2 separate regions of the Mus musculus genome follow, and region 1 is linked to region 2. The links are chromatin loops, found by intact Hi-C in ENCODE. Cell type or tissue: heart. All regions are shown on one strand.

Region 1 (4,000 bases), 100 kb before region 2:
TGAAGACAGCAACAGTGTTCTTACACATAATAATAAATAAATCAAAAAAACAAAACAAAACAAAAAACAGCCGAGTAGTGGTGGTGCATGCCTTTAAATCCCAGCACTTGGGAGGCAGAGGCAGACAGATTTCTGAGTTCGAGGCCAGCCTGGTCTACAAAGTGAGTTCCAGGACAGCCAGGGCTATACAGAGAAACTCTGTCTCGAAACAACAACAACAACAAAAAACAACATCAGGTACGAGAAATGGCACATCAAGATGAGCTGCTCATCCAGAGGACATGGCTTTGGTGCCCAGCACCCACATGATGGCTCACTATCTGTTACCTCAGCTCCAGGGGATCTGATATCCTCTTCTGGACATCACAGGCACTAGGCACACGCGTGGTACATACATACATGTTGGCAAGACACATACATAAAAATAAACCGAACCAAAACAATCCATAAAAATAATAAACTCCAGTTCCAGGGGATCCAACAACCTCTTCTGGTTTCTGCAGCCATTGGGCATGCACTTGGCTCAGAGACATACATGCAGGCAAAACATGTACACATATATCTTTTTTTTATTTTTTTTAAGATTTATTTATTATATGTAAGTACACTGTTGCTGTTTTCAGACACACCAGAAGAGGGCACCAGATCTCATGATCTCCTTTCGGGTGGTTGTGAGCCACCATGTGGTTGCTGGGATTTGAACTCAGGATCTTCAGAAGAGCAGTCCGTGCTCTTAACCGCTGAGCCATCTCTCCAGCCCATACACACATATCTTAAACACCCAAACTTCAGCGTGGAGAGAGAAGGGAGAGTTTCATCTCCCTAGCCCCTTCAAGCCCATTTCCATTCCTTCTGTACCCTGTATGAGCCCCAGGTAATGCGATCCATCTCTACAGATTTGCCTGGTATAATTTTTAAAGATTCAGAAACAAAATGAGGTCATGAAAAACAAATAGATGCTAAATAGGAATAGACTGAATCAACCTTAAAATGATCAGACTTTTCTAAATCACTCAAAAGTGGGTTATAATGGGGTGGAGGTATAATTTAGCTACAGAGTACATCCTTGGCTGTGTGTTCAATGTTCAGAATCTCCTACTCCCAACCCAAAGTAGGCTATAGTTCTCAATAAAATGGTTATGGCCGTCATCACCGTGTTATAAAGCAATTTTTGTTTGTTTTGTAGACACGGTCTCATATCCCAGGCTGGCCTCTAACTCACTGCATAGCGGTAGATGCCCTTGAACTCCTCATCCTCCACCACACTCTGCCAAAGGAAAAAGGGGTGGGATACAAATAAAGGTTCAGGTTCATTGCTGCTGGATCTGGGGTACTGGCTTTGGAGAGCGCAGAGAGGAAAGAAGGTATTGGGAAAGTCATTATTATACTCACGAACCCAAGGAAAGAGAGTGTTTCTGTTGTTTACTATAATTTTTAATCTATAACTTTTAAGTGTTTATTACTCTGCGCGCACACAGGCGCGCGCGCACACCCACACCCACCCGCTAGGGTGCGCATTTGGAAGTCAGAGGCCAATTTGAAAAGTCAGTTTTCCCCAGCCACCATATAGGTGAAGCCTGAGCATCGTCTCCACGCTTGCCAGCAAGTAGCTTTACTCGTTGAGCCATCCTCCAAGTCCTAAAATCTATGCTTTAGTTTAGGATTTTGTCCGCAGCAGACGTTACGCTCGTCCTTCTTCAGGCTCACACCTGCGCACTTCCCGCCCGCCTCCCGCTGCGCACGCGCACTGCCCGCCTTCCCAGGCCTGGGGCGGGCCCGCGCTCTCAACGCGGTCGATCCCCGGGCGATTGCTTCTGTCTTGTGTGTAGATTAAGTTGCGCGAGAGGAACCTCGGAGGCGGCCGGAGCTCAGGCTAGAGGTTGGCTGGTTGCTGAACGCTGCCCCAGTGCCGGTCGGGCCATGGGCGAGCCCGACCCCTTGGTCTCGGGGCAGCTCGCGGCCCGCCGGAGCTGGTGCTTGCGGCGGCTGGGGATGGACTGCGAGTGGCTGCAGCTGGAGGCTGGGACTGAGGTGAGGGCGAGAGGCCTGGCGAGCTGCGGGAGCGGGGGAAGGCCGCGCACACCGGTCGGCGGGGAGGCGCCGAGGCAGCGGGCTCCGGCCACCTCAGGGCCCGGAGGGACCGGGCCGCGAGGCCAGGCGAGTCCGCGGCTTGAGGCCCGAGCTGGAGGGCGGCTGCGCGGGAGCGGGACCCGTGCCGGAGCCGCTGTAACGGACGCGGGCCTCCCAGCGAGGAGAAGGATGGGGTCGAGAACAGGCACTGTCCCAGTTAAGGGTCTATCAGAGACGGAGAAACTGAGGCAGAGGCGTCCCCACTGATTCCTAGGAGTGGCGAACCTGTCTAGGGAGTCTGAAGATGGACGCCTGGAAGGCTGCGGAGGGCGTGGACTCTCTGGAGTTGATTTTAAGTGTGATCAGGAGTTTAAGGGTAGCATGCCTAAACCCCTCGAACTGTAATACTGAAAATAAAAGTCTTCCATTCCATCTCCGAGGGGAACTGGAGCGTCGGGGTGGGCCACTCCTGAAGTGGGTCAGCCTTCTCTCCAGAAACTGCTCACAATGTAAAGCTGACTTAAAAGGCCGGTGCTGGGGATTGAACGCAGGGTCACAGAACTTGGAAGGCAAGGACTCTACCAAATGAGCTGTATCTGCAGCTCCACAAACGCAAAATTAGAAACAAAGACAAAGTGGGAGGAACAGTTCTAAGTGGGGGAGAGGTGCTGGGTGCTGTTGTGGGCTTTCAATCCTTGCAGTCTGCTCTGGAAGCAGAACTGGGTCAGGGATGCGCTTGCAATGTAGAATCCTTGAGGTTTTGGAAAGCCTGTACAGTACTGAATGTTGGTCATGTGTACTGGCTGGTCTTTTGTCAACTTGGCACACAAACCAGAGTCCTCTGAAAAGAGGGAAACTTAATTGAGCAAATGTCTCCATAAGATCCAGCTGTAAGGCATTTTCTTAATTAGTGATTGATAGGGGAGGGCCCAGCCCATTGTGAGTGGGGTTGTCCCTTGGCTGGTGCACCTGTGTTCTATAAGAAAGCAGGCTGAACAAACCAGTCAGCAGCACCCCTCCATGGCCTCTGCATCAGCTCCCGCCTCCAGGTTCCTGCCCTGTGTGAGTTTTTGTCCTGACTTCCATTGATGAGGGACTGCACTTCAGAAGTGTAAGCTGAAAAAAAAAAAAAAAACCCAAACCCTTTCTTCCCCAACTTGCTTTTTGGTCATGGTGTTTCCTTGCAAGAATAATAACCCTGAAACATCATATAAGATAAATTCAGTGAATTGGTAAGTTCGGTTTTTCTGATAAGCTGCATATTCTCAATTGAGAGGCGAATGTAGGGATTTATGGTTTGAACCAGGGGAAGAGAATTTACACAGTGAAGGAGCCTGAGAACGTCTGGGTGGGCCAAGGTGTGGCTTATTTAGTGATATTCTAGAGCAGGTCCTGCTTTAAATTAGGCATTAGAGGGCTGTTTATTTTTACCTATGAGGTCTTACTATTTTTCATCTTCATTAATCTGATCCCTGAGCATTTACTAGTCTCTCACAACCCTAGAGGGAAACTTAAGTGTTGACTTGTTCACTGAGACTCAGTTCTGTGGACTAATCTATTACTCCTGGCTAGTTGGGCACTCCTGGAGTAACGAGGGCAAGAGGACCGACCGTAAAGCACTATTGAACATACTCAGTACTGTTCCTTTGATCTGTGTGGAATTACATCTATGGGGCAAGACTCAGACAAACCAAGAGAAAGCTGAAGACTGAGGGCCTTGGGGGCCTGTGTGTAAGGGAAGCAAGCCTGCCTGGTGACCTGCAAAGTCAGGTTGCAGGCAGCGTTTGGAGCATAGCCTGCAGGGTGTATAAAGAGTTTGACTCAAAGCCAGGATGAGATCTGACTGTGGATCTCAGGTGATATAGCCCAGGTGGGTTTGCAAAAGGTTTTGAGAGGTGTGCCTGGTATCAGCCAATCATAACAGCTAAAG
Region 2 (4,000 bases):
AGAATATATGCCACCTCCTCTTCTTACGAAGAAGTGGGTTTTGGTTTTCTCACTATTGTCTACGCTGACCTTAAACTCACGAGCTTCCTACCTCAGCCGCCTAAGCACACAATTAGCTTTAAATGAGGTCTCACCGGAGCTGCTACAGTCACACTGCCCACGGCCACCTTCATATTAAGACAGACTGATTATGTGATTGCTATACTTTTTGTTTGTGTATTTGAGCCAGGATCACATGTAGCAAGGGTTGAGCTATGAAGGTTTTGTGATCTTCCCCTGATTCCCAAGTGCTGGGTTACAGGCATTATGTCACCAGAACTAGCCATACGAGTTCTTACGAATGTTTTGCTTATATGTTTGTGCACCACATACATATCTGGTGTCCGGAGAGGCAAGAACAGCCCGTGCTCTTAACTACTGAACCTTCTCTCCAACCCCAGTACTTATATTCTTTAAAACTGAGATAACATTCATTAACAAATACTGAAGTGGGCTGGGCTTCCATAATGCTCTGGTCAACGTTATCATCAACTCATACAATGTTCTCTGGTGTGTACTTCTGTTAAAGAGATCTTATTTAATAAACGTACAGTTCTCATTAGCGTTGAACTCACTGCCCAAAGGACCACATAATACTGAGTTGTTCCACACCTGAAAAATGGTTTATGTAACAAACCGATTGTCGCTCTAAGCCCCATCACAGTCCTGGAGCACTAGACAGCACGTCAGCGCGGTGCTTACGGATCCCTCAAAGTAGCAAACCACCACTAAAGAGAACAAAAATGCAGCCAGGCATGGTGGCACACGCCTTTAATCCCAGCACTTGGGAGGCAGAGGCAGGCGAATTTCTGAGTTCGAGGCCAGCCTGGTCTACAGAGTGAGTTCCAGGACAGCCAGGACTACACAGAGAAATCCTGTCTGAAAAAAACAAACAAACAAACAAACAAAAAAGGGATCACTGAGGAGATAAGTAACCTCTGGGAGGATGCCTCGAGGGCGTCCAATATTTTGACATTGAAGCCTGATGCTGTCATCTACAAGCATGCTGTATCACATTCCTAGATGTACTGGAACACCAGTGGCCCAAGGGCCCAGGCTGAACATGCCTTCGTTGTAAGGGAGAGGAAACGAGTCCCCACTTCCAGGAAGCCCACCTGAGCATTATTCCCTGCTCTATCACCTTCACCACTTTAAGCTGGCTTCCGCCTTTTCGTTTCCTTGCAGTGTTGCTCTGTATCCCAGGCTGGCTTAGATCTCTGAGCCCTGGGACTATAACCATGTGCCACCTATGTCCTGAGTTCCACGTAGACCCTCAGTTCCCTCGTCTATACGAGCATAACAGACATGCAACAATTCATTGAACATGCAAACGAAACATGCATCAGACGGCTTTTTTTCCATGCATGACAAACTATTTTAAAGGCCTTCCCAAACACCAATTCTAGGAATCTCTGCAGATTTCCAAAGATCCTCAAGCTACAAGGCTGATACCCCACAGGAAAAACTTCCCCTCTCTGGAGACGTTTAAGCCACTAGCAGTATACTGAATAATAGCCTCGCACTCACCCTGGAGTCTTATTAGCTCCATGGTGGTCCCTCACCTACAAGTCCCGAACACCTTTGGTTCCCACCTGTCTCTTTCTGCTAAAGTCTCCCTTAGTCTCCGAGTCTCTCCTTTTAGAATACCCACTATGGCCTGTCTTCTTTGGGACTCCCCTGACCAGGGATGGAGCTGATGGTTCTCAGCTCCATCCCTGCCTTCCTCATCGTGACCCTTCACCTCCCTTCACAGCCTCTCCCAAAGCCACGTCGCCCTCGCTTCCTCCATCTGACCCTCGACGTCGCAGCCGCCGGGCCGATCGACGCCCCTGCGTCGGAACACAGTGACTAACCACGTGACTCGAACCCGACTTCTCCCCCTCACCTCCTGAGCGACACCAAGATTCTCCCGCTTCTTTTTAGTCATATTGCTTGCTGTCTTTTCCGCGCTGGACCAGCCCATTAAGTCGCACTACGCACGCGCAGGACCTCGTGCTTCTTTTTCATTGGTCGGTGCAGAGGAAGGAGGCGGGACTTCTGCGTCGCCATCTTGTTAAGGGGCGCGTCCATCCTGCAGCGGCCATGTTTGTGAGGGGCGGCCTCCGGGTATAAGATGTGCAGGGAAGCAGTTTCAGGTCTACCCGTGAGTGGAGACCTCTTTACGTACTTGAGAGCTTTTATCTTAACTTCCTTCTTTCTTTTCAAACATCTTCCTTCTTGCATCCCTCAGGGCATCCCTGCACCGTTTTTTAGGCTATCCTCGTTCAAATGTTCTTGCTCCTGCAAGGCTCAGCCTGCAAGCCCTGGCCCTTCAGTCCCAACTTGAACTGCTCTGCCCTTTGGGATCTAATATGGTCTTGCACCGTTAATCCTTTCTGTCCTGTGTTCTTTCGCATTAGCTTGTTTTCTGGTGAAATGAGAACAGCCTGCAGACATCACGGAAGGCATGAAGAAGGCTCGCAGCACACCATATTAGCCTGAGATTCCTAGGTCTTACCTGGGCTTCTGGCTTTCTTTTAGAGGCTTGTTCATGCTTAGGATTTTAGAGTGTTTAGACCTTGGACTTGGAGATGTTTTGACTATAACCCTACCACAGGACATAGACATAGAGCTGCCACCAAAGTTTTACAAGTCAGTACCTTTTCTTTTTCATTTTTTTAATTAGATATTTTTAAAATTTACATTTCAAATGCTATCCTGCAAGTTCCCTATACCCTCCCCCCGCCCTGCTCCCCTACCCACCCACTCCTACTTCTTGGCCCTGGCATTCCCCTGTACTGGGGCATATAAAGTTTGCAAGACCAAGGGGCCTCTCTTCCCAATGATGGCCGACTAGGCCATCTTCTGCTACATATGCAGCTAGAGACACAAGCTCCGGGGGGTACTGGTTAGTACATATTGTTGTTCCACCTATAGTGTTGCAGACCCCTTCAGCATCTTGGGTACTTTCTCTAGCTACAAGTCAGTACCTTTAGCATCTGTGAAGTGCTATGGTTTTTTTGTTTTTGTTTTTTTTATTAAAAGAAAAAAGTTAGCTGAGCATGGTGGACATATGAGTAGTCTCAATTATTTAGGATAGTGAGGTGGTGCATCATTTAGAGTCCACAGTTTTGAAATCAGCCTGGACAACAGTGAAACCTTAATAATAATAATAATAATAATAATAATTAATTTTTAAAAAATTGTGGTATGGCAAAAAAACTAAAAGTAGATAGATGTTGTCTGAAAGAGTGGGGATGTGGTTCAAAAAGCTGCCATAGATCCCTCAGGTACCTACGTTCCATTCTTGTACTGGATATTATCTCACACCGCAGGGCCTCTCTGCTTCGGGAACAGAGCAGGCCTGTGTGCACACACAGCTCTGTCCTTCCGTGTCTCTTTCTAAAGATAAATTTGCCCCCGTGGAATTACTAGGTCAGAGATGATGAGACCAGAATCGAAGCTCCTTGTTTCTACCCACTTATCTCCACTCCCGAGTCCGTTTCTCTATGTGAATAATAACCCCACCTCAGTGTTTGGAGGAGAAAAAAAATTTTTTTCAGATCTGTGTTTTCTTCATGATAGAGCCCTTGAGTGATGGGGCTGGAAGGGACCTGAGATACCATCTCACTTGGCTGCCTGACTGCGACCTGCAGAGGGAACAGGTAGTAAATTCTACCTGAACAGGACGCAGGCTGCTGAAGTTGTTTAGTGCAGTTCTCAGCTTAACACCCGGCACAAGAAAATCTTCCTCGAGAACATTGTCTATCAGCTGTCAATCAACAACCCTTCCAGCATTGGTTCCGTCCCAGAAAAAACAGACTCTGCTTCCCAATTATCACAGGCGCTGGCCCAGGGGAGGTGAGAAGACGAGAAGGAGAAGCACTGTGTTCTTTTAGAAGTGGCTCCTTCTGTGTTTCTCTGGCACCAAGAAAAAGCCACAGAACTCTGGGTGTGCCTCATGTGGGTCTCATCTCTTCCC

What was found. Hi-C counts contacts between places; a loop is a spot of excess contacts. Peaks named below come from ENCODE experiments on the same cell type or tissue, not always from the same donor. Only the 100,000 strongest peaks of a DNase experiment are listed, where the experiment ranks them.
Region 1: a loop joins it to region 2, with 2.2 times the contacts of the local background. A loop is called at or near these places in 1 of 42 quality-filtered maps.

The regions. Positions count from the first base shown.
Region 1 is chr17:29,613,048-29,617,047 of GRCm38, forward strand. It overlaps Rnf8 (ring finger protein 8), which reads left to right and starts at 1,742. Exons shown (of 8, transcript NM_021419.2): 1 at 1,742-2,031. The coding sequence starts at 1,921. Gm28043 (predicted gene, 28043) reads left to right here and starts at 1,742. Exons shown (of 28, transcript NR_132314.1): 1 at 1,742-2,031. In heart, CTCF peaks have their summits at 625 (motif pointing right) and 1,524; a DNase peak (open chromatin) is centred at 1,784; H3K4me3 peaks cover 2,128 bases; H3K27ac peaks cover 1,657 bases.
Region 2 is chr17:29,715,010-29,719,009 of GRCm38, forward strand. It overlaps Ccdc167 (coiled-coil domain containing 167), which reads right to left and starts at 2,008. Exons shown (of 4, transcript NM_026782.2): 1 at 1,925-2,008. The coding sequence starts at 1,966. In heart, no CTCF peak of the experiment used is centred here; a DNase peak (open chromatin) is centred at 2,052; H3K4me3 peaks cover 1,572 bases; H3K27ac peaks cover 1,742 bases.